Regions from separate parts of the Homo sapiens genome. Here region 2 is linked to region 1. Evidence: read pairs that join two places in POLR2A ChIA-PET (ENCODE). Cell type or tissue: B cell. All regions are shown on one strand. Each heading gives the region's core, and the rest is flanking DNA. Links, peaks and the distances in the headings are about the cores only.

Region 1 (16,607 bases), core at 4,099-8,098:
TGCCTTCTACCCCGTAAGCTCCCACTCTGCTATGCTGTTCCTCGTTTTGCAAGGCAAAATTGTTTTGCTTTTTCAAAGAATTCATTTTTAGTTTTTCTAATATTTTGTAGCATGCTCCACCACATATTAATCATATATTGTATGTCAATGTAATTGAGTATATATTTTAGAAAAAGCAAGGTTCCTGTCTTCAAGGGCTCTGAATGGTTTTTACTTAGAGGTTATGGAGGTATAAAGGATAGCACAACTCAATATAATCCCAAATTGATTGGCACTACCTAAGTTTCTGCTTGCCTGTTTTGTTTTTCCTTCTAGTTTTAAGAATAATGCGTGATCATTGGAGAAAACATAAAATTTAAGCCGGGCGCTGTGGCTCATGCCTGTAATCCCAGCACTTTGGGAGGCGAGGCGGGCAGATCACCTGAGGTCAGGAGTTCGAGACTAGCCTGGCCAACATGGTGAAAGCCTGTCTCTACTAAAAATACAAAAATTGGACGGACATGATGGCAGGCGCCTGTAATCCCAACTACTCGGGAGGCTGAGGCAGGAGAATCACTTGAACCCGGGAGGCAGAGTTTACAGTGAGCTGAGATCGGGCCATTGCACTCCAGCCTGGGCAACAAGAGCGAAACTCCGTCTCAAAAAAAAAAAAAAAAAATTTAGAAGCGAGTGAAAAAAAACAAAACCCATAATTACCCAGAGATAATCTTTGCTGATACTTTGGTGTATTTCAAGTTGGTTTTGTGTGTGTATAAAATATTTGTACAAACGACATAATCTTGGTTTAATATCTAGTTTTTAAAACAAGACGTAAATAGGTGTCTAAAGACTTTGCTGATGATTGGGCACTTTCATTACTTCCATTATTTGAAGGGGGCATCATGAAGTCCGCCGAACTAAAAGAATTATAATATTTTGATTTCTTGTAACTTTTTAAAAGCGTAATCTAATTGATAGGGATAGGCTTCTGGATAACAAACATAATTCATCAAAGGGCTGAGAAGTACTGAGCTATAATTTTGGTTTCCTCAATTTTTCATTTTAAGCACTGGTAAACACCTCGTAACCGCGTAATTATATCTGGTAAAAAGAAACTGTTAAACATCCTGTTGTTGCAGTGTTTGAGTTGTTCAGTTTGTTTTAAACTTGAACACTGATGTACTTTGACCTATTGCCACTAAAATACATAGTCTTCTCCCATCACATCCCACCCCAGATAGTGTAGCCACACCCAGTCCAGCAATTTGTTTTTCACAAGCAGAATTTATTGTCTACCATTTTAACTTATTATAGGTACTTTAATAGATTAATGAAGGAGAATTCGATCTGGTGTCTAGAAAGAGCCAAAAAGAAATGTTTGCTACAACCAAATCTTTGGAGAATGATCCCACTCAAATTCTCCTGGGGGATAGGTAGAGGCAGGAGGGTGAGAGGGGAACTTTTCGTGACTTATTTTGGCCCTCATTGGTGACACTTATCTCTTCGCTGTTCTAGCATTAAACTGTTCACGTGGTTTAGTTGAATCACTGCTTAGGAATATCTGGCCTCTTTTCTTTTTTATTCTTAATGTTATAACACAGCCGGGTGTGGTGGCTCACACCTGTAATCCCAGTACTCTGGGAGGCCAAGGCAGGCAGATTGCTTGAGTCCAGGAGTTCGAGAACAGTCTGGCCAACATAGCAAAACTCTGCCTCTACTAAAAACAAAAAAGTTAGCCAGGTGTGGTGGCCCACAGCTGTAGTCTCAGCTACTCAGGAGGATGAGGTGGGAGAATCACCTGAGCCCCGGAAGTAGCGGCTGCAGTGAGCCGAGATCACGCCACTGCACTCCAGCCTGGGCAACCAGAGTGAGACCCTGTCTCCAAAAAAAAAAAAAAAAAAAGTTATTACACCATTTCACCATTTCAAGACTTGTGTGGAGCACTCTGGCCATTTCTGTCCACCTTCCAAAATTTTTCTGTGCCTTTCCATTGACCATCCTTGTGTAGATTTTAAATTTGTGTTGTAGAAAGCACCTGAAGGTAGATTCTTCTTCTGTAACTTGAAATAGTTTAGGGAATGGGGAGCGGGTGAGGAAGTGGAGTGGAAAGAGGGAAGGTATGGGTAACCCTAAGTATAGTTACAGCAAGACTAGTTAAAATGTGGTGAAAACAATTATAAAATCAATAGTGCACAATAGTTTAGAACCTTATATGGATTGCTAAAAGGTTACTGTCTGCTAACATAGGCTGTAGTTTGCTATTCATTTTTTAGTTAAACTCTCGTTTATTGCAAACAGGAGAATATTGGAGTCAAATGCTCCTCCTCCTCCCCCCCTTTTTTTTTAACCCATGTCCTTCACTTTCACTGATGGTAAAGTTGTACTCCACAGCTTCTTTCCTGCTGTGATTTCTAGAAATCAGATCCCTTAGACCTGTGCTGTCCTGTCTAGTAGCCACCTGTGGTTTTGAGCACTTGAAATATGGCCAGTGCTGTGAAGTGTGAAATACATACACTCAGATTTTGAGATTTAGTAGAAAAAAATAATATCTTTCAATTTATAAAATATTGATTAAATGTTGAAATGACAATATGTTGAATAGACTGGGTAAAATGCAATATACTATTATAATTAATTTCACCTGTTTCTACTTTTAAACTATGTATACTAGAACATTTTAAATTATGTATGTGGCTTGCATATTTCTTTGAAAAGTGCAGCCTTAGTCAGCTAGGGGTAGGGTGTTCCCAGGTGGCATTAAGATGTAATATTTTTTGGTTTCTATAATTTGAATGAAAAGATACTGCTAATATGTAGATGTCTGTTTTTTTAGTGCTTATGATAGCTCTCACAAAAGCATGATTATTATTTTGAAGAATATCTTAATCTCAAAACCACTTCCAGATAATTGAGTTAACTGTTACTGAATTAATGTATTCAATGGATCATTTGAACTTAAAAGAATAAAATGACATTGGTAAGCACATAATCCATTAAAAAAAGTTGAGCTAAGCATAATCAGCTAAATTTTCCCAAACTTGGTCTGTTATTCAATACATTGATTTTTAGAATTTACCATTTTTCAAATGTTTAAGAGAAACCTGAAATTGAGAACATTGAACTTACATTTTTTTCTCCTGTGATTTAGAAAAAGACCACAATACTTTGATTCTAAAGGTGGAAGGAACCGTTTGGACCAGCTCGTGAAAGAACTGTCTTTTTTTTTTCCTTTTCTGTTTTTTGAGAAAGGCCCTCATTCTGTCACCTACGCAGGAATGCGGGGGCACCATCATAGCCCACTGCAGCCTTGACCTCCCAGGCTCAAGTGATCCTCCCACCTCGGCCTCCCAAGTAGCTGGCAGTACAGGTGTGTACCACCATGCCTGGCTAATTTTTGTATTTTTTGTAGAGACAGAGTCTTGCCACGTTGCCCAGGCTGGTCTGGAACTCCTGTGGCTCAAGCGATCCACCCATCTCTGCCTCCCAAAGTGCTGGGATTACAGGTGTGAGCCACTGCACCCAGTCGGGAGAACTGTCCTTTTAAACACAATTGGAGAAACATAACCTACACGTAAAATCCATATTTTTTTACTTCCACGTTTGCACCGTTGACAGTTTTGCCCTAAGCTGCCTTTATTGATGCCTTTCCTTTTACTGCCCTGTGTGGAGATTTTATATGGTGTAGTATTCACAGCGTTGCCTCAGGGGCAAAGAGGTTCACTGCTGTGCTCAGCTTGCTGGCTGTGATCTTGGGCAAGTTACTTCTGTAAGCCTTGGTTTTCTTATCAACTCTTTCAACTAGTTTCTTAATTATTACTAGGGATAATAACAGTAATCAACCTCATAGATTCCAAGTGAGGATGCCTGTTAATCACTCACCACAATTGTATAAATGGCTCAATAACAAAGCACACAGTTCTAAATGGTTCAAAACTTGTTTATCTCTTTTGGAACCGCCACTTCGGTCAAACTGGTCTTCCCACTGTTCCTTAAATATTCGGGATTTTCTCTCTCTGCTGTCACACCTTCGTTTCCCAAGTGGAATGTTTCTTCCTCTCTGCTCTCCTTCCCCTCCTCTCCTAGTTCTGCCCGCCAGAATCCTATCCATCCTTCTTGAGCAGTGGCTGGAAAACTTTTTAAAGGACCAGGTAGTAAATGTTGTTGGCTTTGTGGGCCATATGGTCTCTGTCAAAACGGTTCCCCTCTGCTGTGGAGTGTGAGAGCGTGGCTGTGTTCCAACAAACTATTTTGGACCTTGGAATTTCAATTAATATAACTTTCCTGTGTCAGGAAATAGTCTTCTTTTGAGTCTTTTCAAATATTTTAAAATGTAACAACCATTCTTAGCTCACAGGCTGCACAAAAACAGGTGTCTGCCGCCTGCGGGCTGTGGCTCGCCATCCCCTGTACCAGAGCAAGCTGAACCCACACCGCCCTTGTTGAAGTGTCAAGACCATCTCATTTGAAAGTAATCCTTTTTGTCTCTGAAGGTCCTGCAGGATTTTGTACTGCTTTATAACAGTAACATTCAGTGCTTACGTTGTATTGTACTCCAATTATTTGTGCTTATTTCTTGCTTCCCAAACAGATTCTAAATTTCTGGAAGCTACAGGTGATTTTTAGCCCCCTCACGTAGAATGCAGTATAAATGAGTGCCTTTTACTTACTGGATTCTAAAATGTTTTGAGGGATAAGTGAGTGAATTAAAATACTTGAAGTTGTTTGTAAAGTTTTCCTCCCTTTTTTTTTCTTTTTCTTTTCTTTTCTTTTGTTTTTGAGACAGAGTCCCGCTCTGTTGCCCAGGCTGGAGTGCAGTGGCATGATCTCAGCTCACGGCAACCTCCGTCTTCTGGGTTCAAGTGATTCTCCTGCCTCAGCCCCCCAAGTAGCTGGGATTACAGGAGCCCGCCATCACACCCGGCTAATTTTTGTATTTTTAGTAGAGACGGGGTTTCATCATGTTGGCCAGGCTGATCTTGAACTCCTGACCTCAGGTGATCGGCCTGCCTCGGCCTCCCAAAGTGCTGGAGTTACAGGCGTGCGCTACGGCCCCTGCCCCTCTCCCCCGCCTTTTTTTTTCAAGATTCTTATTTTTGTGTGCAAATTCTACCATTTTCTTAGAATTGCTTGAAGATTTTGAGGCCAATTTATTGGGGGTTATTTTCAGTCTTTCCACAAACCATGATTACAGGCAGTCTTAATAGAATGTCCTTCTAATAGGGACTAGCTATCATTCCTTTAACTAATTATTGCTCTTTGTTTGACTTTTTAACTGTCCTCTCTGAGACACTTGTTTACGTTTAGTCTTCAACACAGAATATTGACAGAACCGTGTCCAATTTTGCAAAGGAGAGAAAGTAGGTAGAGGTCAGGGAATTATGCAAGTATGGGAGAGGGGTCAGAGCGCATGGGAGAAAAGGGTCTGTATCCTCAGCCCCAGGCAGGGGATGTATATTAATAAGGTTTCAGTCTCTTCCATCATGTATTCATCTTCTCCTTCATTCTTTTTCTCTTGAAGTTGATGAATTGAAAATTATTCCGGACTGTGTAAGTACTTTATCACTGGATAAATATAAGGACCCATGAATGGTAATATTTGGACACCACTTTATGTGACATGCAAGTTCTCTCAAGTACTTTAGTACTGTGGAAGTGTGAGATGTTACATTACTACAAAACAGTAATTCTGGAATTAAAATGAAATTATGTCATAGTAATTGGACTTTGATGAACTTTGTTTCATTTATACATTTTAAGAAAGTTTATGTTGGCCAGGCGCAGTGGCTCACGCCTGTAATCCCAGCACTTTGGGAGGCCGAGGCAGGCGGATCACGAGGTCAGGAGATCAAGACAATCCTGGCTAACGCGGTGAAGCCCTGTCTCTACTAAAAATACAAAAAAAATTAGCCGGGCATGGTGGTGGGCACCTGTGGTCCCAGCTACTCGGGAGGATGAGGCAGGAGAATGGCATGAACCCAGGAGGCGGAGATTGCAGTGAGCTGAGATTGTGCCACTGTACTCCAGCCTGGGCGTCAGAGCGAGGCTCTGTCTCAAAAAAAAGAGAAAGAAAAAAAGAAATTTTATGTTAACTTTTTAATATTTTTTAATTTTTTTAGAGACAGTGTCTCACTGTGTTGCCAAGGCTGGTCTCTAACTCCTGGGTTCAAGCCATCCTCCTGTCTCAGCCAACCGAGTAGCTGGGGTTACAGGTGCAAACCACCACCACCAGTTTCGTTTCTTTTTTTTTTTTTTTTTTGAGGCAGAGTTGCGCTGTGTCACCTAGGCTGGAGTGCAGTGGTGCGATCTCGGCTCACTGCAACCTCTGCCTTCTGGGTTCAAGCAATTCTCCCTGCCCCAGCCTCCTGAGTAGCTGGGATTACAGGCACCCACCACCACGCCTGGCTAATTTTTGTACTTTTTTTTTAGTAGAGATGGGGTTTTGCCATGTTGGCCAGGCTGGTCTCGAACTCCTGACCACCCGCCTCGGCCTCCCAAAGTGCTGGGATTACAGGTGTGAGCCACTGCACCCAGCCCCAGTTTATTTTCATACTTATATATACTTATCCCAAGCTCTAGGTATCTCACCAAAAACTTATACATCATTTACAAAATATATTTTTTTCAGATTCATGGTTTTAAATGGTTATAAACTATAACAGATATAGAAAATTCTAAAACTTTATTGAGTGGCTTTAAATAAAACCTAAATAAATGAAGAGCACAGTGGCTCAAGGAGTGGAAGATTCAATATTGTAAATGTGTCAATTTTCTGGAAACTGATTTATAGATCTAATGTAATCCCACATTTAAAAAAATTAGACAAGCTGATTCTAAAACATTTGCCAAGGCCCAAGAAAAGGCAAAACACTTTGAAAAAGAAAAGTTAGGAAAACCTCTGCTAGAGATCAAGAAGAGTTATAATAATTAAGATAGTGTTGGGCCAGGCGCGGTGGCTCACGCCTGTAATCCCAGCACTTTGGGAGGCCGAGGCGGGTGGATCACGAGGTCAGGAGATCAAGACCATCCTGGCTAACATGGTGAAACCCCGTCTCTACTAAAAATACAAAAAGTTAGCCAGGTGTGGTGGCGGGTGCCTGTAGTTCCAGCTACTCGGGAGGCTGAGGCAGGAGAATGGTGTGAACCCAGGAGGCAGAGCTTGCAGTGATCCGAGATCGCACCACTGCACTCCAGCCTGGGCGACACAACGAGATTCCATCTCAAAAAAAAAGATAGTGTAATATTGGCACTGGGTAGGCTAATAATGATGGACCAATAGAACACCATATGGAGTCCAGAAACAGTATTATGCATAGCCAGACACTTGATTTATGACCTGGAGGCATGGCAGAAAGGCAGGCAAAACAATAACACTTTTAGAATTAATATAGGAAGATACTCATGACCTTAGTATAGAGAAACATTTCTTAAACAAGATGCTACAGGCACTAATAGAATAATGGGCAAAAGTCTTGAACAGCCACTTCAGAAAAGGAGAAATCCAAATGTCTAATAAACATGAAAAGGTGTTCAACCATGTTAATGAAGGAAATGCACATTTCAGCCACAGTGCCAGAACACTGTATACCTAAATTAAAGTTGGATGTTGAACAGTAGGGACTTTCATAGATGGCTGGTACAGATATAAATTCATATGACTACCTTGGAAAACAGTATTATCAAGAAAGTCCAAAACATGCATACTTTAATGACCAGCAGTTCCAATATTAGAGAAATGCATGTGCCTGAGAGAACTAGAAAAAGTATTTGGAGTAATTTATTTTCATAATACTGATTCAATTACTATTTCAGGACTGCTGTGTTGTGTTCTGAACACACAGGTAGCTTTGTTTCTAGAACAATGGTGAATAAATGTTATTTATATTTTCCTTCTGTGCTGAATGTTTATATAGTCCATCCAATGTCTTCTTCAGTTCCTAAAAGAATGCTGGAAACAGAATAGGCATTTAATAAGTATTCTTGTGTTTTAAAAAATTATTTGAATTTTTACAATGGGAGCCCTTCATCACAGCTTTGTAGTTACCTCAACTCTGGCTGTTGAGTAATTTGCTCAGTTAAATCTGTTTGTGGGTGTAGTGAATTACAACCTCCTCTGGTTCCCTCGAGATCAAGTCTAACCTGGTGATTGCGTCATCTGGTGGGAGAGCACGGCTACAACAGCAGGTGGAAACCATGCTCGGGTCCTGGCCACTTTGCCTAGGATGAAAGCTGTTGTGGCAAACAGGGGAAAGAGCTTCAAGCTTTGTAGTAAAAGGAATCTGGGCTTAAATTCCTCTTATCAGCACTGTGACCTTGGAGAATTAATCATTCTTGGTTGTGGTGAGGGTTAATTGAGATCAGGTATTTAAAGGACATCTGACAGTGCCTGGCACGGGATAGGTGCTCCATAAATGCCTGTAGCTATAATTATTACTGTTCCACTAGCTGTTTACTTAAGTAACATTGAATTTCCACAGAATGCATTTCGAATCAGGTGGACTATGATTATACTGATTTTTAAAATAAAGAGCTGCATCTGTTAAAGGATTCTATTTTTGTGGTCTTTAATTCCTTCAGGGAATTTGCAAATGAAGCTAACATGTTGTAGGTACACCTGAGTGAAATGGTCTGGTTAAGCGTTTACAAAGAATAGTTATGGCTAAGATTTCTAAACAGGAATGCTTCTATTTTGTGTCTCCTGCGGAAGAAAATGCTAATCACATAGTTTTTATTTTTGTATTTTTATTTTTTCTGTCACCAGGCTGGAGTGCAGTGGCGTGATCTTGGCTCGCCGCAACCTCTGCCTCCTGGGTTCAAGCGATTCTCTGATACTCCTGTCTCAGCTCCCCGAGTAGCTGGGATTACAGGCACCCGCCACCAGGCCGGTTACTTTTTTTTTTTTTTTTTGAGATGGAGTCTCGCTCTGTCACTAGGCTGGAGTGCAGTGGCGCGATATCGGATCACTGCAACCTCCTCCTCCCAGGTTCAAGCTATTCTCCTGCCTCAGCCTCCCGAGTAGCTGGGATTGCAGGCGCGTGCCACTACGCCCAGCTAATTTTTGTATTTTTAGCAGAGATGGGGTTTCACCATGTTGGCCAGGATGGTCTCGAACTCCTGACCTCAGGTGATCCACCCCTCTCGGCCTCCCAAAGTGCTAGGACTACAGGTGCCCGCCACCATGTCCAGCTAATTTTTGTATTTTTAGTAGAGACAGGGTTTCACCATGTTGGCCAGGCTGGTCTGGAACTCCTGACCTCAGGTGATCTGCCCACCTGGGCCTCCCAAAGTGCGGGGATTACAGGTGTGAGCCACTGCGCCCAGCTGCTAATCACATAGTTTTAAAATTTTGTCAATTTGAAGTTGAACTTTACATATTTTCTGGTGAAATACATCAGTTAAGAGAGAACCCAAGCCTGCAGTTAAGAGTGATCTATTCCCAAAACAATTGTTTAATAATGAAAATGTATTAAAATATCTTTTAATTGAGAATAAGTCTTTTCTGGATGAGACACCTTCATGATCTAAAACAGCCTATGGTCCTCACAATTTAAATAATTATTAACATTTGCATTATACTCTATACTATTGAGCCACATTGTAACAGACATTATCCCACTTTATGTTAGCAGTGAGCCTGTGATTTGCTTGCCTTCACATTCTTTTTCCACTTCAAGAAATGCCTCAGCTAATGGAAGGTACCTTTGAATCCTAGACCAGTGAACATAGTCCTACGGTGGTGGTTTTATTAAGATGGAGGAGGTTGAAATTTGGTAGCTTGTAGGTCTTCATTATATGCCAGTGAGACGGAGTTTTTATGAAGGCAATAAAATGTCAGTATGTTGTCTATCTGAGCTCACTGTCTTTAATAAAATACTTATTTTTCTACCATCTGTGTTTCATATTTAAAGGTATGAGAAACTGAAAATGAAAAAAAAGTGAGGAAAAAGTGAGGACCCGGGCATAGTGGCTCATGCCTATAAATCCCAGCACTTTGGGGGGCCGAAGTGGGAGGATCACTTTGAGGCCGGGAGTTAGAGACCAGCCTAGGCAACATAGCTAGACCTCCGTCTCTACAAAATAATGATAATAAAAACAGGTGAGGACCACATTAACGTGTTTATAGGGAGTGTGAATTGGATATAAAGGGAATTACTTCAAACCAGTATGGTATCAATTTGCTTTTTTTTTTTTTTTTTTTTTTTGGAGACAAAGTCTCACTTTGTCACCCAGGCTGGAGTGCAGTGGCACCATCTCTGCTCACTGCGACTTCTACCTCCCAGGTTCAAGTGATTCTTAGGCCTCACCCTCCTGAATAGCTGGGATTACAGGCATGCGCCACCACGCCCGGCTTATTTTTGGAATTTTTTTTTGTTTTTTTTGTGGTGGAGTCTCGCTCTGTCACCCAGGCTGGAGTGCAGTGGCTCGATCTCAGCTCACTGCAAGCTCCGCCTCCTGGGTTCATGCTGTTCTCCTGCCTCAGCCTCCCGAGTAGCTGGGACTACAGGCACCCGCCACCCATGCCTGGCTAATTTTTTGGATTTTTAGTAGAGACGGAGTTTCACCATGTTAGCCAGGATGGTCTTGATCTCCTGACCTTGTGATCCACCTGCCTCGGCCTCCCAAAGTACTGGGATTACAGGTGTGAGCCACCACGCCCCATGCCTGGCCAGTTTTTGGAATTTTTAATAGAGATGGGGTTTCGCCATATTGCTGAGGCTGGTCTCGAACTCCTGATGTCAGGTGATCCACCTGCCTCAGCCTTTCAAGGTGCTGGGATTACAGGCATGAGCCACCGTGCCCGGCCTGAGTTTTCTTCTTAATCTTGTGTCTGAGGCTTGGTTCAGTCTGTTTGAACTAAAGACTGTATGTTTCAGGAGTCGTAGAGTGAACGAGTAGTTACACTGTTTTATATTACATATTGTAGTGTTAAATTATGAAAATTATGCTCTAGAATGATTTTCCTCTAAGCAATTTTAATAAGTTAAAAAGTTTTCCCTAGTTAAAACATTTTAAAGCACATGGGTTTATTGAGGAAACAGCTTACTACTTAAGATTGTGCCTCTATACATTAACCAGGAGTTTATCCTAACAACTTGGGTTTGTGATTTGTTGAGTCATAGGTACCACCCAGAACCATCTGGAAGGAAAGCTTTTCAGGCCACATAAGACCCACCTGAAAGTCTCCTACTTAATTACTGCACTGGCTAATTCAATAAAAGAGCTTGAGATATTGGGGCTAAATAGTGTTGGGTGCATGGGTGAAACAGGGTTTTACATTGTATCTGTATCCCCCACCAGCTGTCTTGTGACCGAATACTGCTGTTCAGAAGGGAGCTGGAGGATGTGTGCTTGAAGCTTTCTAAATTCATTATTCATAGCTGAGAAACATGCATGCTCAATGACTTTTTTTTTTCCCTCCCAGAGGCAGGGTCTTGCTGTTGGCCAGGGTAGAGTGCAGTGGCATGATCACCGCTCACTGCAACCTCGAACTCCTGGGCTTAAAGCCATCATCCCCCCTCAGCCTCCCAAAGTGCTGGGATTACAGAGTGAGCCACTGTGCTGGCCTGGAATTTGTCTTTCACCTAGCTTTCTATGTTACTCTGGTGCAACCAGTTCATGAAGTGTGGGAACTGTAGACCAATTGAATAAAGTTTAAATTCTTCTACTTTCCCTGTGGTCTTTTATAGCCCCATCCTTACTACTGTTTGAGGCTTGTCTCTCTCATAGTTACTGGTCCCTAAGCATGCCCTCAGTTTCTCTTGCCTCTGGATATTTCTAGAAAGTTTGCATTGACTTGGCCGGGCGCAGTGGCTCACGCCTGTAATCCCAGCACTTTGGGAGGCCAAGGCGGGCGGATCACGAGGTCAGGAGATCGAGACCATCCTGGCTAACACGGTGAAACCCCGTCTCTGTTAAAAATACGAAAAATTAGCTGGGTGTGGTGGCGGACGCCTGTAGTTCCAGCTACTCGGGAGGCTGAGGCAGGAGAATGGCGTGAACCTGGGAGGCAGAGCTTGCAGTGAGCCGAGATTGCACCACTGCACTCCAGCCCAGGCAACAGAGCGAGATTCCGTCTCAAAAAAAAAAGTTTGCATTGACTTAACATCTCCTCTTTTTTTTTTTTCTAAGAACAGCTTTACTGAAATAAAATTTACATACCATGCAGTTCACTTATTTAAGATGTATATGGTTCAGCCAAGTGCGGTGATTTATGGCTGTAATCCCAGCACTTTGGGAGGCCGAGGCAGGTGAATCACTTGAGCCCAGGAGTTCGAGACCAGCCTGGGCAACATGGCGAAACCCCGTCTCTACCCACAATATAAAAATTGCCAGTCTCATAACCCGGTCTCAAATAAATAGATAAAAATTTAAAAATAAAATGTACAATTCAATGGCTTTAATACATTCAAAGAGTTGTGCAGCTGTCACTGTCACCACAATCAATTTTAGAACATTTTTATAACCTCCAAAAGAATTCCTGAACCATTTAGCTGTCACCATTAATTTTTCTATCTCCTCCTAATCCCTAGGCAACCACTGTTTATTTTTTGTGTCTATTAATTTGCTTATTCTGCAAATTAATATTTCATATAATATTTTACATAAATGGAATTGTTCAATGTGTATTTCTTTGTGACTAGCTTCTTTCACTTAGCATAATGTTTTCAGGGTTCATCCATGTTGTATGTAGCATGTACCAGTTCTTCATTCCTTTTTTGTTTTTTTGACGGAGTTTCACTCTTTCGCCCAGGCCAGACTGCAGTGGCGCTATCTCGGCTCACTGCAAGCTCCGCCTCCTGGGTTCAGGCCATTCTCCTGCCTCAGTCTCCCGAGTAGCTGGAACTACAGGCACCTGCCACTGCGCCCAGTTAATTTTTTGTGTTTTTTAGTAGAGACGAGGTTTCACCGTGTTAGCCAGGATGGTCTTGATCTCCTGACCTCGTGATCTGCCTGCCTCGGCCTCCCAAAGGGCTGGGATTACAGGCGTGAGCCACCACACCCGGCGTCTTCATTCCTTTTTATGGTCAAATAATATTCCATTATATGGATATACCATATTTTCTTCACTTATCAGTTGATGAGTATTTGGATCGTTTCCATTTTTTAGCTATTATGAATAATGCCACTGTGAGCATTCATGTACAAGTCTTTTAGGGACATATGCTTTTATTTCTCTTGGGTTTATTACATCTTGATGAGGAATTGCTCAGTCATTTGGTGTGTCTATGTTTAGTCTTCTGTGGAATTGCCGGGCTGTTTTCCATATTGGCAGCAGTGTTTTACATTCTCACCAGTAGTGTATGAGGGTTCCAGTTTCTCCTCATCCTTACCCACAGTGGTTATTATCTGTTGCCATATCAGAATTTTGAATGAAATTGAAAAGATGAAAAGGCACTACAAAAATAAGCATAATAGAAACCAGAGTATCATTAATAAAGGCAGTTTTGTGTGGTTTGTTGACATGGCAGGAAAGCTGTTGCCTTTATTGTTTGAAGCTCTCCAAACAATAAAGGATATAGATCAATATTTTGCTGAAATTGAGGCCAATAAAAGTATTATTCTGAAGCTACAATATGCTGTAATTTTTCTTAGCTGGACAAACCTTCCCTATTAGTGGAGAGTTTATAATCTGTGTGATTTGAATTTCAGGTATATTTTGACTGCACAATAGCAGACAAGAACTTGAGGTGCTTATTTTCATTTGGCTATTCTTATTCCTTTTAACCCTGGGAATGAACATGAATTGATAGGGAGAATTAATAAGTATATATTAATAAATACAAAAACCACAACAATGAGCACTGTTGAGTGTTCCTATGGGCCAGGTGTGGGTTTTCATTTGCACAGTGTACTTCATTTATTTCATAGTTCTACCTTAGGGAATTGGAACTATTGGTCCTGCTGTAACCATGTTATAGATGAAGTCTTGATGCCTTGAAAAGTAACTTCCCTCACCTGGGTCATGGAGCTGGAGCTGGCAGTTGAGGAGTCTCAATCCAGGCCCCCGACCCTAGAGATCTGTTGCCCTCCACGCAAAGTCATGCAGCAGACTTGGTGCAGTGGCTCACGCACTTTGGGAGACCTAGGCAGGTGGATCGCTTGAGCCCAGGAGTTCGAGACCAGCCTGGCCAACATGGCAAAATCCCGTTTCTACTAAAAATACAAAAAAATTAGCCGGCCATGGTGCTGCACGCCTGTAGTCCCAGCTACTCGTGTTTCTGAGGTTCAATTGCTTGAACCTGGGAGGCAGAGTTTGAAAGTGAGCCAAGACTGTGTCACTGCACTCCAGCCTGGGCGACAGAGTGAGACCCTGTCTCGAAAAAAAACCCAAAGCAAACGAAATTCACACAACAGCGTTAGAGGTGGGGAGGAGCAAGTCTGGTCAGTAGCAGGCTGCTAGAAGGTCATGTTAAGGCCCCAGCTATGACATAAGGACTTGCCACAGCCTGCTACTCAAGGGAGCACTATGTGTGATTTCCAACCATTCTTGTTGCCATCCTAAGCCACAAGGACTTGCCACAGCCTGCTACACAAGGGAGCACTATGTGTGATTTCCAACCATTCTTGTTGCCATCCTAAGCCTCTGCCCCCTCCATTAACTAATACAGGTTGGAGGCACAGGGCGAGGAGGAGATCTACATTCTGGTTGCAGAACCACACACCCCAGACTCTGCCACACCACCATGAGCCTGCTGTTAATCCACCACGAGCCCAACACCTCTGTGTACACTAAGAACGGAAGCACTGGGACTAATCTTGCAGCATTGGTATGGGAGGGCCACAGCTCATGAATATGAAAATATTCAGAGACTACATATGAACCTCAAGATCTATACCTTGGGTTATAAGAATTGGACTTATTAAAGAATTTCTTTTATTACTATATATACATATATATATATATATATATATATTTTTTTTTTTTTTTTTTTTTTTTTTTTTTGGACAGGGTTTGTCTTTGTCACCCAGGCTGGAGTGCAGTGGCACAATCTCGGCTCACTGCAAACTGCCTCCCAGGCTCAAGTGATCCTCCTACCTCAGCCTCCTGAGTAGCTGGAACTACAGATGCATGCCACCACACCTGGCTAACTTTTTGTAGAGACAGGGTCTTGCCCTACTGACCAGGCTGGTCTCAAACGCCTGAGCTCAAGCAGTCCTCCCACTTCGGCCTCCCAAAGTGCTGGGGTTACAGGCATGAGCCACTGTGCCCTGCCCAATACCATATTTGACTTACAGTGCGTTCTTTGCATTCACAAAGACTGGTTTTGATTTTGTGTGGCTTGGGAGCAGCTGAGTTCCATGTCCCTTGACAGTTGTATTGTACGAGATCATGTCATCTATCAATTGCATTTTCCCCCCATAGTGTTGTTTGTTCTTTTCAGCTCATTAAAATTCAGTTATAAACATTGAGATATATATACACATATCTATATATATGTATGTACACACACACACACACTTTCTTAGCTGTGGAACAGTTAAATACCATTATTTTTAATGGCAATACTGTTTTTTGTTCATGAGAGTTCATCCTAAGAGGGTTTTGGGAAGTAACAAATTAGCTCCTAAGCAGAAGACTGCACTATATTCATTCCAGATGGCCTCCTGGGCCGGTCATGGTTGCAGGTGCTGGGGACACTCCCTCATCAGCTCCAGTGAGGTGATGCTCCTGCAGCGGCCTTCCAGCAGGAGGACAGGTAGTGCACACATACTGAACTCGCCTAACTGACGGTAAATGCTTTGCAGAGTATTACAGCAGAATCCCATGAGAAAGGATGATCAAAAAAGCCTACTGAGGAGGTAGCATTGACCCTGAGATCTGGATAATGAGAAGGAGGTAGGTGGTGGACAGTGGCGGAGAAAGCATCCTCGCAGAGGAGATGGCTGTTGCCACCCTAAAGGCTGGATGAGCGGAAGGAGAGTTTGAAGCCAAAAACAAGAAAGAGGACCCAAGAGAGCCCAGCAGCGCGACCTGTGGAGGTCAAGCCACCAGAAGAGGTTGCAGAGGTGTTGCCAGGGAGATGGGAGAAAAATCAGGAAGGCGTAGTATCAGGAATGAAGGGAAGAGATTTGCAGAGGGTGTGAGTGCCATGTGAGGTCAGGGAGGATGAGAGCTGTGGGGGAGCGCTGGATTTTGCAGTAGACACTCTAGAATGTGCCGTCTCAGGGAGTGGTGGGGATAGAAGCCCGAGTAGGGTGGGCCGAGGCCGAGGCAGGGAGGGGACAGTGAGGCCGTGGGGCTGGACTGCAGGCCGCGCTGCAGAGTTTCAGTGTGTGCTGCAGAGTCTCAGTGCATGTGGGGAAGAGCAGACAGATGGCAGGTAGGTGAGCAGGAACGCGGGCTCAAGGGAAGGTTTTGTTTAATGTAAAGATTTTGTTGAAATATAAGTCTAGAAAAGTACACAGTTTTTTATTCTAATAAAGATAGATTCTAGCACATGCTAGCTGGTGCGCAGAGAAGGCCTGGAGGGTCCCAGAAGGCCTGGTGCCAGCCACCCAGTGGGAAGGCCACCTCCGCTGAGCGAGTGCGGTGAGGACAGGGTGCTGATGTGGGAGCTGAGGGAATACCTGCCTGAGGGGCTCTCTTTTCCCAGGGAAGCGTGAGGCATCAGCTGGAGTCAGGATGGTGG
Region 2 (16,607 bases), core at 6,392-10,391, 86 kb after region 1:
CATTGCTTCAGAGAATTCCAGCTTCTGGCGGTCATTATCAGAGGCATTCGTGTAGCTTCTGTTTGGTTAATGGGGTCTCTTTTTCTCATTGGTTCTTTCTTTTCCCTTTAGGTAAATCACTTATCGAAGAGACACCCAGACATGAAGATAGAAGAGGTGCCAGAGTTAACTCTACCCATCATAAAACCCAATCGTGATTACTTTTGTCAGTATTGCGATAAGGTAAAAGGGAAATATTCATATTGGTATGCCACTGGGGTTCCCTGCTTAGAGCTGACTTGTCCGTATTTATAAATATATACTACGATTTTTTTGTTACTCTTACCAGATGGTTACCTGTCTCTCAGTAGTCTCCATTCAGACAAGAAAGGACTAGAAATACAGCCTTATTTTAAGCCAAATTTTTTTCTTAAGAAATAGTTGACTTCATTTTTCTTACTGTCCCTTCTCTCTGTGATTTTTGTTACACAAGAAGAGGTTTATTACTAGTGCTTAGTGTATGAATTAATTTCAAATTCCTAGGCTCTAAAATGAGAGCATTTATCATGACCTATAACATATATGGTAGTTTTGGGGTTTCTATAAGGTGGAGGGGGTTGGGAAAGCTTTGTGGTGGAGTACTCTACTTGTACTATTGCATTATTTTCATGTAGTTACAGAAAAGACACAGAATATATATTTATTATTCCACTGTAATATCCTTTCTTACTTTTTGAGATGGAGTCTTGCTCTGTTACACAGGCTGGAGTGCAGTGGCATGATCTCAGCTCACTGCAACTTCCGCCTGGGTTCAAGCGATTCTCCTGCCTCTGCCTCTGGAGTAGCTGGGATTACAGGCGCCAGCCCCCACGCCCAACTAATTTTTGTATTTTTAGTAGAGACAGGGTTTCACCATGTTGGCCAGGATGATCCACCCTCAGGTGATCGCCCGCCTCGGCCTCCCAAAGTGCTGGGATTATAGGCATGAGCCACCACACCCAGCCATCCTTTCCTTATATAATGTAGCTATATCAGCTTAAAAGTGAGAAACATTTTTTAACATAGATTCCCCACTATAGATAGCAGTTGCTATTGACGTTGCCATTTGGAAGATTCTCTGGCTCCTGGTCTTCAGCTGCGTACATCATATGAGAGCTTTCACAGGCAGCTCTCATATGAGGTGGATGGGCCTTAAAAACAATTATCTTCCTCTGTCTGTGTATCATATCCAAATTTTAAACTTTAGGATAAAGGGTATTTTCACAGTTATTATCTTAGATTTATAGATTAAAGAAAGAAACCTATCATATCTACATTATGTTCTTATTTTATTCTAATTTGTAGTATATCCTTGCTCTTCAATAGATCTGTTAATATACATATTAATATATTTTATTTGGGGCTACATGAATACTTTTCCTCATTTTCTTATAATGAAATTGTTAGTTTGCTTTAAGCAAGAAAGTGGAACTGTATACTGCTTTCATGGCAAGGCGCTTACATTTGCAGGTTTATAAAAGTGCCAGCAAGCGCAAAGCCCACATTCTGAAGAACCACCCAGGAGCAGAGCTCCCACCGAGCATTCGGAAGCTCCGACCCGCTGGTCCTGGAGAGCCAGACCCCATGCTGAGCACACACACCCAGCTGACGGGCACCATCGCCACCCCTCCCGTCTGCTGTCCCCACTGCTCCAAGCAGTACAGCAGCAAGGTAGGGGGAGTTTCTGACTAAAGCTAAGGTCAAAACCGCCATGCGAGGAATCTCTTAAGGAAAGGTGGCTTCTCATCCACATGGCCTGGATGGCTCCTTCTGAGTTGACGGGGGACTGAAAGAGATGTTGTCCTAGTCACTGTAAACAGAGAGCACAGCAGAGAATGGAAAGAGGATACTGTGGACCTCCCCAGAATTAGTGCCGTACAGCAGCCCGAGCAGCTGGCTGTTTTCCTTTTCCCTTGGCCTGCGGAGGGCCTCACGTTTGAATGTTCTGTGCTTGCAGTTGGTGAGTTCAGGCTTTTGGAAGCACCACATAGAAAGTTACGTGGTGGCTTTACAAAGGAGGTCATTTTGGCTGGGGGGATTGTGATTGATTGCTGCAGGTACTATTTGGGGGGGGTATTGAGACCTTGCTGATGGTGTGAGGTCAGGTGAGGTTTTACTTCTTCCCCACCCTCTTCCCTGCTTTCATAGCATTATGTTACCCCAGGAAGTACAGGCATAGAGTCAGTGTTGCTCTGATTTTTCTTTTTTTAAGACATAAAAGACTTTAGGAATCTTTGGAGGATTTACATATGAGAAAAACGGAAAATCACAAATTCTAATAATTATTCTTGTTTTTTGCCTTGCTTTTTCAGACCAAGATGGTCCAGCACATTCGAAAGAAGCATCCAGAGTTCGCCCAGCTCTCCAACACCATACACACACCACTGACGACAGCTGTGATCAGTGCCACCCCAGCGGTTTTGACTACAGACAGCGCCACTGGAGAGACTGTGGTGACGACGGACCTGCTCACCCAAGCAATGACAGAACTGTCCCAGACCTTAACGACAGACTACCGAACGCCACAAGGGGATTACCAGAGAATTCAGTACATCCCTGTGTCGCAGTCGGCGTCTGGCCTCCAGCAGCCTCAGCACATACAGCTGCAAGTGGTTCAAGTGGCCTCGGTACTGCGTGCCTTGGTTTCCCTTTGCCTTATGAATGCCGTGTTGCCACTAGCACCTCATTCTCAGAGCTGGGGCTGGGATCTATGTAATGTCCTTCTGCGTGGAAGTTCTGAGCCTTGGGCATTTTACAACTGCCCCTTCCCCTTTCAGGCTGATGAGGCCTCTGGCCTTAGCAATGTAAGAGATTTCTGTCTATAGTAGTCAGGAAATTTTAGGTTCCAGCATATACAAGCCTCCTGTGCTGTGGCAGGACAGTAGCCACAGCACCTGTTTCTGACCCTCTTCTGATCCTTATCTTTAACCATCCTGGTTGGCTGCTTGGTAATGAGCCAGTTTGATAAATCACGACCTGCGTATCAAATGTCTTATATCAAAGAGAGGTCATAAAGCATAATATTGATGGCTGGGCGCAGTGGCTCATGCCTGTAATCCCAGCACTTTTGGGAGGCTGAGGCGGGCAGATCACTTGAGGTCAGGAGTTCGAGACCAGCCTGGCCAACATGGCAAAATCTCGTCTCTACTAAAAATACAAAAATTAGCTGGGCATGGTGGCGGATGCCTGTAATCCCAGCTACTCAGGAAGCTGGGGCAGGAGAATTGCTTGAACCTGGGAGGCGGAGGTTGCAGTGAGCTGAGATCACACCATTGCACTCCAGCCTGGGCGACAGAACAGGACTCAAAAAAAAAAATTGAGTCAATCTCTGCATATCAGTCAGTGCCTTTGTAGTATAGAGGTATAACTGTGTTCCTTCTACCAGATAATGAATAACTCATTCTTATTGACTAAGGAACTAAATGAAAGTGATTCTCCCAGAACTATTGTTTCATTTAATTACACTGAGGAGAAGTGTCCCCAAGGCACAAATGAACAAACTTGTTGCTTTGAAATCATTTGGTCTCTGAAAATTTAAAACTAACATGGGGACAGGAAATTGGAAGTTGCCACTGTCGTTGACTATTCTTTGTCTTGTTTTTCTTATGGAGGGTTTTTAACTTCAGGCTTTGGAGGAAGCTATATGAGTCCCTGAAGTTGCCTGTAAATTATGATGTATAGGTACATTGTTCTAGAAAAAGGGCCTGTACTTTAGCTACTTTTTCAAAGATGTTTATGATATATAAAAGGTTAAGAACCACTGTCATAGTGGGTTAATGGTGACAAACTAAAAACGAATTTCTTTGATCTCTTTTAATTGATAAAGGGTAGATCATTAAATGTAACTGAAATTTTTGATTCCTGACAACTTCTTTTTCAGCTTATTGTCAGGAACTATCTTCCCTCTCTCTCCTTCTCTTCCAGAATCTAATAGTGGCTTATGTGTGAGAAGCATATTTCTCTAAACGCTCTTTTTTTATCCTGTTGTATGGCGTGTTCTAGGTGTGGGCTATCTGCGAGTGCAGCATTGGAGCTGAAATCCCTTCCATTCTTCTATTTCTGTTGGCATATATTGGGATATTGTTTTTGGTTTTTTTTTTTTTTTTTTTTTGGAGACAGGGTCTCACTATTGTCACCCAGGCTGGAGTGCAGTGGCACAATCATGGCTCACTGCAACCTCCGCCTCCCAGGCTCAGATATTCCTCCCACCTCAGCCTCATCAGTAGCTCGGATTACAGGCATGCCACCATGCCTGGCTATTTTTTTTTTTTGAGATGGAGTCTCGCTCTGTTGCCCGGGCTAGAGTCCAGTGGCACGAATTCAGCTCACTGCAACCTCTGCCTCCCAGGTTCAAGTGATTCTTCTGCCTTAGCCTCCTGAGTAGCTGGGATTACAGGTGCTCGCCACCACACCCAGCTAATTTTTGTATTTTTAGTGGAGACAGGGTTTCACCACATTGGTCAGGCTTGTCTTGAACTCCTGACCTCAAGTGATCCCCCCGCCTCAGCCTCCCAAAGTGCTGGGATTACAGGGGTGAGCCACTGCACCCTGCTGCCTGACTAATTTTTTTTTTTTTTTCGAGATGGAGTCTCGCTCTGTCGCCCAGGCTGGAGTGCAGTGGTGCAATCCCAGCTCACTGCAAGCTCCGCCTCCCAGGTTCACGCCATTCTCCTGCCTCAGCCTCCCTAGTAGCTGGGACTACAGGTGCCTGCCGCCACACCCAGCTAATTTTTTTGTATTTTCAGTAGAGACGGGGTTTCACCATGTTAGCCAGGACGGTCTCGATCTCCTGACCTCGTGATCCACCCGCCTTGGCCTCCCAAAGTGCTGGGATTACAGGCGTGAGCCACGGCGCCCGGCCATTCACCTGACTAATTTTTGTATTTTTTGTAGAGACAGGGTTTTGCCATGTTGCCCAGGCTGGTCTCGAACTCCTGGGCTCAAGCGATACACCCGCTTTGGCCTCCCAAACTGCTGGGTTTATAGGCATGAGCCACTGCACCCGGCCAGGATATTGTTTTTAACTGAACCTTTTCTCTGGAAGGATTTCCCTTAACTTCAATCAATATATGTCTGGTTTCTGGGCCTGTTTTTTCTCCTTCCAGGCCACTTCCCCTCACCAGTCACAGCAGTCCACTGTGGATGTTGGCCAGCTCCATGATCCTCAGCCCTACCCCCAGCACGCCATCCAGGTGCAGCACATCCAGGTCAGCGAGCCTACCGCCTCGGCCCCGTCCTCCGCCCAGGTACCCTGCTCCACAGACTATTTGGAGGTGTTATCATGGCTTCAGGGATTATCAGAGTTAATGAGAGGGAAGACATTCTCTTCAGACCTAGTCTCCTCAGCTACTGTTATTTTTGGATTTTTATTAAAGGATCTTACCTTTGCCTCCAATTTTTATATTGGCATTGTGGACACATATTAAGCTGTTAGCTGCTTCTGCCCTCATAGAGTCCTGTGGTACGACATCCTAGAAACAACAGTGGTCTTTGCTTTCATTCTAAATGCAATGGCTAAGTGGCTTCTATGATTTGGAACAGTGGCTTTCTGGAGTATTATGGTATATTTTATGTTACTGTGTTTGTATGCTTGAGTCTGGAATTGAGATACATAGATAAGTTCTCAGAGTTCAGAGAGGGAGAGATTAGGTTTAGGAGGGAATCCAGGACATTTTTTAGAAGAAGTGGTCTTTGAGGTCTTGAAGGAGGGGTACAGTTCTGACATAGTCGTTGGGGAAGGCAGTCTGATCTGAAGAAGCTCATGCTGCAATGGAAAATGTACATTTATAGAAAACAGGGTTATTCTGTTTAGATTACTCACAGGAAATGATGTTTGGAAAGGAAGTTGGGAGGGTAGTTTGGAGCAGGATTGCAGTGTGGCAGGCTGGAGAGCGCTGGCCTCATCCTGTTATCAGGAGTGGGCCTCTTCACCCACCTGTGCTGAACTCCACCAGCCAGGTGGGATTTGCCAGTACTGGTGAATGGAAACGATGAACTTTGGGTTTCATTTCATTTTGTGTTCCAGATTAGCTTTGTGACACAGGCAAGTTACTTCACCTCCCATTATTTTTAAACTTATAGAATGTAGGTAATTATATTTTCTTTCATTTATCTTTCCAACAGTTGATTGAAATTAATTTTTTTGCATACTCTGGTAGAGAATCCTTTGAAAGCAAATTAGAATTTCATAGTTATGCTTGCTTTTCATTGAGTTTATTCTTATTTAAAATATTACTTTTAATAATAGCAATGATAGGCCAGGCGTTGTGTCTCATGCCTGTAATCCCAGCACTTTGGGAGGCCGAGGCGGGTGGATCACCTGAGGTCGGGAGTTCGAGACCAGCCTGACCAACCTGGAGAAACCCCTTCTCTACTAAAAATACAAAATTAGCTGGGTGGGTTGGCACATGCCTGTAATCCTAGCTACTCGCGAGGCTGAGGCAGGAGAATCACTTGAACTCAGGAGGCGGAGGTTGCGGTGAGCCGAGATCATGCCGTTGCACTCCAGCCTGGGCAATAAGAGTGAAACTCCATCTCAAAAGAAAAAAAAAATAGCAACGATAGTTTCAGTATTATAATTCATATGAGTCTGGTGTACTTCCTTCAGTTATTTGTGAGTCTTCACTATATTAGAAGCTCGTAATTCCCTACCATTGCTTTCTCTTTCTCCCCAGGTATCTGGGCAGCCGTTGAGTCCCTCAGCCCAGCAGGCTCAGCAGGGGCTCAGCCCCTCCCACATCCAGGGCAGTTCTTCCACACAGGGGCAGGCTCTGCAGCAGCAGCAGCAGCAGCAGCAGAATTCCTCTGTGCAGCACACGTACCTGCCCAGTGCTTGGAATTCCTTCCGTGGCTATTGTAAGTAAGAAGGGACGATGCCGTGTCGGTCAGGGGTGGGGGATCTCCAGCCATGTGTCATAATTTCTTCAGCTTGTGATAGATTTTTAAAGTATCTCTTGGCCATTGTTTACACTCTCTATGAATGTACTTCAATGGGTTTCATGACAAAACTCAAGGTGTAGCATTCCGCTTTCACAGAGCTACCCTGATAGGACATTTTCGAAACGTCAGGTATATTGCTGGAGGAAATGTAGCTATGAAATTAAATAGTAAGATAGTTGGATATAGCTTATGTTGAGTCATCCCTTCCACCAATATTTGTAGAATGCCTGTCTATCAATCGCTGTACTAGACACTGGCTATGCCAAGATTAATATTCTCATTAGTATCGGTAACACCACACAATAATAATGTTAACCAGCTTTCATTAAGCTCTTACTACATTGCCAGGAATGATTCCGAACCATATATATCACAGTCAGTATTCACAACAACCTATAAGATAAGTACAATTGTTATTTGCATTTTACAGATAAGGCAATTTCCACACACTCACTTTTCCAAGAGCTAGTAAACAGAGGATTGGAACCCAGGCAGTTTGGCTTCAGAGTGTCCACTCTAAACCACCCCACTGTGCAGCTGACCATCATCTAGTAAAGGAGGGAGATAGAAGAGTCGTTGATTCCAAAGCCCTGAGATTCGTGCTGTGGAAACAGTAGCAGGCTGGCTGACAGAGGTCGGGGCAGGTAAACCCCTTGGTGGGGAAACAGCTTTGGGGCAGGCCAGGAAGTATGAGACCTTTCTCATGGAAGGTGTGGAAGGAATAGGAGTAGACTTTAACAGACCTCAGTAGTAGAAACTAGGAGGAAGAGGTGCTGAGAAGGGAAAGGGTCGGTATTGATCTTTCTTCTACTGTTGATTTATTTTTGGGGGCCCGTCTTTGTCATGATTGATCCTTGGCTATGTTACATAGATTTGCTATGGAGTCAGGCTCAAACTCTACCGTCTAGTTATTTTTACAATCAATATTCTTTTTTTTTTTTTGAGATGGGGTCTCGCTCTGTCACCCAGGCTGGAGTGCAGTGGCACAATCGCGGCTCACTGCAACCTCCGCCTCCCGGGTTCAAGTGATTCTCCTGCCTCAGCCTCTTGAGTAGCTGGGATTACAGGCACCCGCCACCACGCCCAGCTAATTTTTGTATTTTTAGTAGAGACGGGGTTTCACCATGTTTGCCAGGCTGATCTCGAACTCCGGACCTCAGGTGATCCGCCCACTTCAGCCTCTCAAAGTGCTGGAATTACAGGCATGAGCCACTGTGCCCGGCCACAAACTATACTCTTAAACATTGGACGTCACATTGAGGGCTGGGTCTAGTTTCCAGTCAGGGACTCTCTTACCACTAGAATCTGGTGAATAGACTGACCTCTGTACTCAGTGTAATTCCTGTGAAAGAGAGTGGAGCGGGCCAGGCGTGGTGGCTCATGCCTGCAATCCTAGCACTTTGGGAGGCCGAGGTGGGCGGATCACTTGAGGTCAGGAGTTTGAGACCAGCCTGGCCAACATGGTGAAACCCCATCTCTATTAAAAACACAAAAAAAATTAGCCACGTCTGGTGGCGGATGCCTGTAATCTCAGCTACTCAGGAGGCTGAGGCAGAAAGATCATGCCACTGCACTCCAGCCTGGGTGACAGAGTGAGACTCCATCTCAAAAAAGAAAAAAAAAGTGGAGTGATGAAGATATTCATGATAATAATAGGATGAACTAGCATTCTAACCTGTAGAAAAGATTCTGGGACTGAAATTTATTAGGGAAAAATGTAAAAATATATAAAAGTAGAGAGAGGAGTGTAACGAACCATCCTGTACCCATTGTCCAGCCTCAGCAGTTACCAACTTACACCCAACCTTGTCTCATATATGCTCCCATCATGATCTCCCATCCTCCAGCTGGATAATGATCCATCATATCACCTCATCCATAAATATTTTGGTACCTACCTCTAAAAGAAAAAGAACATTTGAGACAGGGTTTTGCTCTGTCGTCCAGGGTGGAGAATGCAGTAGCATGATCGTGGCTCCTGCAGCTTTGACCTGGACTCAAGTGATCCACCCACTTTGACCTCCCCAAGTGCTGGGTTTACAGATGTGAGCCACCACGTGTAGTCTAATTTTTGAACTTTTTTTTAGAGCTAAGATCTCACTATGTTGGCTAAGTTGATCTCAAACTCCTGGGCTCAAGTGATCCTCCTGCCTTGGGCTCCCAAAGTGCTGGTATTACAGGCATAAGCCACCATGGTCAGCTGAAAAAAACTATTTTTTAAAAACACAACTCCATGCAACATTATCACACCTAAGAAGAAATGACAGTAATTTTTTCTGTATTTATTTTTTAAGAGAGAGGGTCTTGTCTGTCACCCAGTCTGGAGTACAGTGGTGTGATCATAGCTCACTGCAGCCTCGAACTCCTGGGCTCAAGCCATCCTCCTGCCCCAGCCTCCCAGTAGCTAGGACTACAGGCACATACCACCATGTTTGGCTAATTCTTTTTTCCTTTGAATTTTTTAGTAGAGATGAGATCTCGCTGTGTTGCCCAGGCTGGTTTTGAAACTTCTGGGCTCAAGTGATCTTCCCATCTTGGCCTCCCAAAGTGCTAGGATGACAGGCGTGAGCCCCTGTGCCAAGCCAACAGTAATTCTTTAATACCCACAAATATATTTAAAATACCCAGTCAGGGTTTTTATATTTCTATGATTGTCTCAGAAATTTTTTAAAAAATAGTTGGTTTGCTTGGCCAGGCACAGTGGCTCACGTCTGTAATCCCAGCACTTTGGGAGGCCAAGGCAGGTGGATCATGAGGTCAGGAGTTCGAGACCAGCCTGGCCAACATAATGAAACCCCGCCTGTACTGAAAATACAAAAATTAGCTGGGCATGGTAGTGCGCACCTACAGTCCCAGTTACTCAGGAGGCCAAGGCAGGAGAATCGCTTGAATCCAGGAGGCGAAGGTTGTGGTGAGCCGAGATCGCGGCACTGCACTCCTGCCTGGGCATCAGAGCGAGACTCCATCTCAAACAAAAAAGTTGGTTTGCTCATATTGGGTTCCAAATAAGGGCCATACATTGCAATTGATGATGACTTTTGAGTTTCTTTTAATATGTGTTCACTCTTTTAAGTTATAATTTCTGTGTTGAGGAAACCGGGTCATTTGTGCTGTTTTCCGCATTCTGGATTTTGCTGGTGGGATTCCCATGTTACCAAGCAGTGAATATGTGCTCTTCTGTTCCTTTCATTTCCTATAGACTGGCAATTTGAGCTACAGGCTTGCTCAGGTGCAGTTTGTTTTTTTCCTCCTGATACTTCATAGCTGGTGTGTGTACTTCTATCAAGAGCACATAATGTTCAGGCATCTCTCTTCTTGTGATGTTAGGAGCCATCGATGTTTATTCTTTAGCTCCATTATTTCATTAGGGCTGCAAAGTCGTGATATTCTTTTTTTTTTTTTCTTTTTCTTTTTGAAATGGAGTCTCGCTTTGTCACTCAGGCCTAGAGTGCAGTGGTGCGATCTTGGCTCACTGCAACTCTGCCTCCCAGGTTCAAGTGATTCTCCTGCCTCAGACTCCTGAGTAGCTGGGACTACAGGCACCCGCCACCATGCCTGGCTAATTTTTGTATTTTTAGCAGGGATGGGGTTTCACCATGTTGGCCAGGCTGATCTCAAACTCCTGACCTCAAGTGATCCGCCTGCCTTGGCCTCCCAAAGTGCTGGGATTACAGGAATGAGTCCATGTGCCTGGCCATGATTCTAGCACCTTATTCATTAATTAGCTAGAAAACTTTTATAAAGAAAAAAATTTTACCTTCACTACCAAGTTACTCTCAGTTACAGTTTGTACAAGAAAGGCAGGATAAACACTTTAAATACCTGATTCATTTCCTTTGTTTACCAGTTTTCACAAAATGAATTGATTTCTTATGCTATCCAAGGTGATAGGGTTGTGTGTGCACGTCTTATGGTGGTTATGGACCCCTGGATTTCAACGCCTGGTGTGTTTCAGCCGATTGCAGGTGTGATCCTTACCCATGCTCGAGTGATCCCCTCTCTGGTTTGTAGGAGCCTCTTCTAACTGGCTCCTGCGTTATTCTCACATGCCTCGATAGCCTTTCGTCACGTCTTGTGTGCTGGGAAGACACGATGCCCCACAACTGTCTCACAAGCTTTCTGCCCAGGTCTGGAATCAGCCATTTTCCCAAGAAACTCTCATTCCTTTTAGTAGAAAATGTTATTTAGAGACCATCAACAAGATGCTAGGGTGGGCTTTATTTTTAATTTGCTCTAATAACACTGGTGGTGAAATAAAATTCAAGTTGGATTAAATTATAATTGCCAAGTGTGGATACATTTGTGTCACAAATTCAAATCTGAATATAAAAGATAAAAATATTGATTTAAAAGGTAACTCTTTGTGACGTATTTCAAGGTTTTAAAAATTGTTGAGTATTTGTCTTTGTGGATATTGAGAAGCCACATTTGAAGGGGAATGCACTGATTGTCTCTGACACTGGGTATCTGCGTACCAGGCTCTTCTCAATTCGTAGCAGAGATGCTTTCACGGCACCAAGAAATCACATCATTGTGAGACTCTCATGGCAAGCAAATCAGTGCGGACTGTGGCTACTGGTTATGTTTTTGTTTCTAAGACTTGTGTTAAAATCTGAGACCACTGAACTATGAATATTTCCTGTTTTTTAGCATCTGAGATTCAAATGATGACGCTTCCTCCGGGTCAGTTTGTGATTACAGACAGTGGTGTGGCAACTCCAGTTACTACTGGCCAGGTGAAGGCGGTTACTTCGGTAAGCTACGCTACTCGGTCGGGTTTTTCCTGTCCAACCTGTGGTGCTGTATAGTAACTCTTATCACCACTTATCTCGTAATGATTGGCTTACTCTGTTTTCTCACAGTAGATGATGAATTCTTTGAAAGCTAGGTCTTGGGCATTATCACTTTATCCTCAGTGCCCTGTCCAGGAGGCTAGGATATAGCAAATGCTCAATAAATATCTGTTCAATTAATAACTGTAATGGTCCTATCTCCATCCCTATGAGCCTTTTTTTTTTTTTTTTTTTTCTGAGACAGAGTCTTGCTGTGTCGCCAGGCTGGAGTGCAGTGGTGCAATCTCAGCTCACCTGCAACCTCCGTCTCCTGGGTTCAAGTGATTCTCCTGCCTCAGCCTCCCAAGTAGCTGGGATTACAGACACGCACCACCACACCCAACTGATTTTTGTATTTTTAGTAGAGATGGGGTTTCACCATGCTGGCCAGTATGATCTTGATCTCCTGACCTCATGATCCGCCCACCTTAACCTCCCAAAGTGCTGGGATTATAGGCGTGAGCCACCACTTCTGGCCCTTATGAGCGTTTTTATATGCTTCTTGGAAAGATTGAGTCCTCAAGACAATTGGCCCTCAACTGGGTTGGGAGAGAATAATATAATGAATCAATTATGGAGCTGTATTAAACATTTCATCCACCCGAAAGTGAAAAACATTGCCATAAATTATCTAAGTTGGGCAGGTACAATGTTGATTGTATCTCCTTCTTCTGTTTTTATCTTCACTGGTTTGTTCTGGCCTGCCTCTTAAGTTATTAGAAGACAGAGTACATACATGTGAATTTAGAAAAATACTCTTGGCTGGGCTCAGTGGCTCACGCCTATAATCCCAACACTTTGGGGGGCCAAGGCAGGCAGATCACTTGAGGTCAGGAGTTCAAGACCAACTTGGCCAACGTGGCAAAACCCTGCCTCTACTAAAAATACAAAAATTAGCTGGGTGTGGTGGTGCATCCCTATAATCCCAGCTACTCAGGAGGCTGAAGCATGAGAATTGCTTGAACCTGGGAGGCGGAGGTTGCAGTGAGCCGAGATCATGCCACTGCACTCCAGCCTGGGCAACAAAGTGAGACTCTGTCTCAGAAAAGAAAAAAAAAGAAAAATACTCCTGGGTGAATAAGTTCTGGAGATCTTGTGTACAGCATGCTGGCTGTGTTCATAATGTATTGTGTACTTGAAAACTGTTAACATAGTATAGATAATGTTTTTGCCACAAAATAAAATGGTAAGTGCATGAGTTGATGGATATGTTAATCAGGTTGATTTGTTTAATTATATCTTAATAAAGCTAGAAGGAAAAAAAAGGAAAAATGCTCTTCAATGGCTAGGAATATTGAGATATTACCAAGGGAAGATTTTCTTAAGAGGTTTCAGAGGGTAGCTAACTAGTCTTGTGGCCTCAAAAACCTGATTTTTTTTCTCCTTTTTTTTTTTTTTTTTTTTAGTATACTGAGAGCTCACCTGTTTCTCAGCACACGAGGTCACATTAACTAGACTTAGGAGAGATTTGTAAATCCAGAGTAACACTATTAATTGTCAGTGAAAACAGTAACGAATGTAAAATGAGATAATCATATTGGCATGATCAGGACATTTTTTGTTCCCTGTAGGACCCATTGACTTTGACCTTTTTCTGGCCTGGAACTCATTTGAGAATGGTTTTAGCCAAAGTTATTTCTCTCCCCCTGCCACAGTGTATGTGCACACTAATTTAATGTCCATTTTTGGGGGTTCATGCATTTTTTGCAGCTGACCTATGGACCCCCTAGGAGTCAATGGACCCTAGGTTGAGAAACAGCCCCCTCCCCACGTGGAAAAACCAATCATAATCAGAACGTTGTCTGGTGGGGGTGAACTCAGAACATCTGGCCCTAGTGGAATCAAATGGGTATTTGGCGATGGCTCTTTTCTGGGCAGTGCAGACAGGCTACTGCCTGACAGTCTCTCTGCGACGTCTCTCTTCCTCTGTGCTGTAGCTGACCAACCCTCCTTCTGACCGACAGACACATTTCTTTAAAAATGTTAATGTAACAAAATAGCCAGCTACAGGCTGAACGTCACGAAGACGTTTTCATGATGAGGGGAAAAATAAGAAAACAAAGACCATGTGTAAGTTTTCATAAAGCTAAATGTATTCAGTGTAAGGGATTTCATTCTGAGATCCTGTTGTTCCTGTACTCTTGAGTGTTAAAATGTCTATTTGATGGTCGCGTTTTTTTAAATGACCTTACTTGACAAAATAAAATTTGGGAACCATTTATTATTATTATTATTATTATTATTATTATTATTATTATTTTGAGACGGAGTTTCGCTCTTGTTGCCCAGGCTTGAGTGCAATGGCACGATCTCAACTCACTGCAACCTCTGCCTCCCAGGTTCAAGAGATTCTCCTGTCTCAGCCTCCCAAGTAGCTGGGATTACAGGCATGTACCACCACGCCCGGCTAATTTTTTTTGTATGTTTAGTAGAGACGGAGTTTCTTCATGTTGGTCAGGCTGGTCTCGAACTCCTGACCTCAGGTGATCCGCCCACCTTGGCCTCCCAAAGTGCTGGGATTACAGGTGTGAGCCACCATGCCTGGCCTCCATTTATTATTTTTTTAAATTTTGCTGGTCTTTTGAAATTCTGAAGTCTGAGAACCATTGACTTGACTACCTGTCTTCAGGGTCATTCTGCCTCTTCAAGGAGACTTTAAATATCTCTTCTTGGATCCATTCTGTATTAATCTTAAGATCGAATGGACAGTTAACTATCTTTTCTGAATTTGTAAATCATTAGGAGCATTGCAACGGCATGTTTTCTTTGCCACGTATGTTACCACCATGATGCAAATTACTGTACCTGAAGTTGTTCGCTCTATCATTTGGTGAAACTGCTAAGGTGCTCCTTTAAGGAGCTTATCTTTGTCGTCAATTATTGTGACTGATCCACCCTCTCTAAAGGACCTAGGCAAAGCATCTCTCATAGATGCCTATTTTGGGTCCCTTGTGACATTTCTTCACATCTCCCTCCTTCCCCAGTAGCTTCACCCTCCCTTTAAGGCCCCAAGTTTTTAAGGATCCTTTTCTTCTTCCTCTAGGGTCATTATGTGTTATCAGAAAGTCAATCAGAATTGGAAGAAAAGCAAACTTCTGCCCTCTCTGGTGGAGTCCAGGTCGAGCCACCTGCACACAGTGACTCCCTGGACCCCCAGACCAACAGCCAACAGCAGACCACACAGTACATCATCACCACCACCACCAACGGGAACGGAAGCAGCGAAGTGCATATCACCAAACCATGACTTCCACCCTGGAGCTTGAATCCAGCACCCACCTCATGTCTGTTCTCATAAGTCTGAAAGCTCTGACACGTAGAGCTCTTTTGTAAGATTTATTATTCACTCAAGAGTTCGGAAACCACAGTTTTGTCTCTCATCCATACACTGGGGTTTATTTTGCCAAGGTCATCTTTATCAAATTGACTCTTCAAACCCTCGGTTTTTGCCACAGAACAGAGATCTTTCAGGGGAAAGTAGATTTCGAGGTGGAGAGAATTTGCCTTGCTCTTGAGCTGGTCTTTTAACATACTGACGAGCCTTACTTTTCCTTTGTGGAAATATTAAGTGGCATATTGTGTTCATACCAAAGGTGGAGACAGGATGTGCCAAGTTCATGGTTACTGGACTTCTTATTCCAAGCCATGGCACCAAAGGAGAAGGGGCATTTTGTGGGTGTGCATTAGGTCTGAACTGCTTTATCTTGTTTTAGTTTTCAGTAATTTAACAAAGGGAGCCTGCTGAATAACAAAATTAAAATGATGAAACAAAAGTTTGACAGTGATATTCTGAAGCAAAAACTGTCATCTAAATTTTTCTTGCTGATTTTTTTTAACTTCCCTATTTTAGAAAACTATTGTTGGGCTGTTGGTAGTGCTTTCCACAGATGCTGGTCCTCAGTGGATTAGGTCAGAAGCTCATGTTCTGATAGTTCTTCATTATTTCACAAAGGTGGACAACCTGAAAGAGAAAAGGCTGCTTGATGTCAGCAGAATCTAAACCCCTACATTAAAGCTTTGCCTCCCATTCTGTGGTTGTGGTGGTGGTAAGAAGGAGATATTGGTACCAAGAAAAATTTCCAAAACTATTGAGAGAGAGAGAGAGAAAGTATTGAAATTTTGTTCTGCCTTGCAGGATCCATTTATCATTCATTGGTAAAGGATATATTCCTTGTTCTTACCAAGTGTACATTTAACTCTTGCTGACATGTTCAGTGTATTTTATTACTTTTAATGCTGTCTTAAAATGAACATTCTTTAAAGTTGGACAGGAAGGTGGCATTTCTTATTTATTAACATTTTTAACTTTAAACATATTGTGACTCATCTAGACCTTTTAATAAGACGGTCAACTTCACACTTAGGGAAAAAATTAAAATGTGATGGCCACTTCTAATAATTCAGGTAGTTATAAGGGATCTGGAAGAAATCCAGTCTTTATGAATATACTATTAGTTGGGCATTAAAAAATCAGTATATATTTTAACTTTTTGTGACATGCTAACACATTTTCAGAATAATTATTGCATAGTAGAATTTATTACTCCAGAACAGAAAGACCTTACTTCATTTCAAATGAAGTTAATTAATTTACATTTCTGGGTAAAAACTGGTTCTATAAATTAAGTAGAGTAGCTTCTTTATGATAAAGACAATTTTCTGAAAAGTGAACAATTCTGTTAAAAGAACTTTATTGATGTGTAGATTTCGCACTTTATTTCTGAGACTGCGTTCATGTAGTTGTTCCCCAATGTTTGAGTACTAAGAGAACTTGAGAAAATTACTTCATAAACATATGGAAACTGAAAATGGACTCTC

The links. ChIA-PET counts read pairs that join two places held together with the same protein. Peaks named below come from ENCODE experiments on the same cell type or tissue, not always from the same donor. Only the 100,000 strongest peaks of a DNase experiment are listed, where the experiment ranks them.
Region 2: POLR2A ChIA-PET joins it to region 1 with 5 read pairs; 21 of 35 experiments call an interaction of 5 or more read pairs at or near these places.

What each region holds. Positions count from the first base shown.
Region 1 is chr11:129,984,094-130,000,700 of GRCh38, reverse strand. The region is part of intron 1 of PRDM10 (PR/SET domain 10); the gene reads left to right. Among named protein-coding and RNA genes, the nearest start is that of PRDM10-DT, 10 kb to the left of the region's middle. RefSeq lists a silencer at 6,090-6,249. In B cell, for the core only: no CTCF peak of the experiment used is centred there; a DNase peak (open chromatin) is centred at 6,190.
Region 2 is chr11:129,900,742-129,917,348 of GRCh38, reverse strand. It overlaps PRDM10 (PR/SET domain 10), which reads left to right. Exons shown (of 21, transcript NM_199437.2): 15 at 112-222; 16 at 1,489-1,689; 17 at 2,331-2,645; 18 at 5,124-5,264; 19 at 6,693-6,873; 20 at 11,608-11,711; 21 at 14,833-16,607. The coding sequence ends at 15,036. Among named protein-coding and RNA genes, the nearest start is that of NFRKB, 13 kb to the right of the region's middle. In B cell, for the core only: no CTCF peak of the experiment used is centred there; no DNase peak of the experiment used is centred there.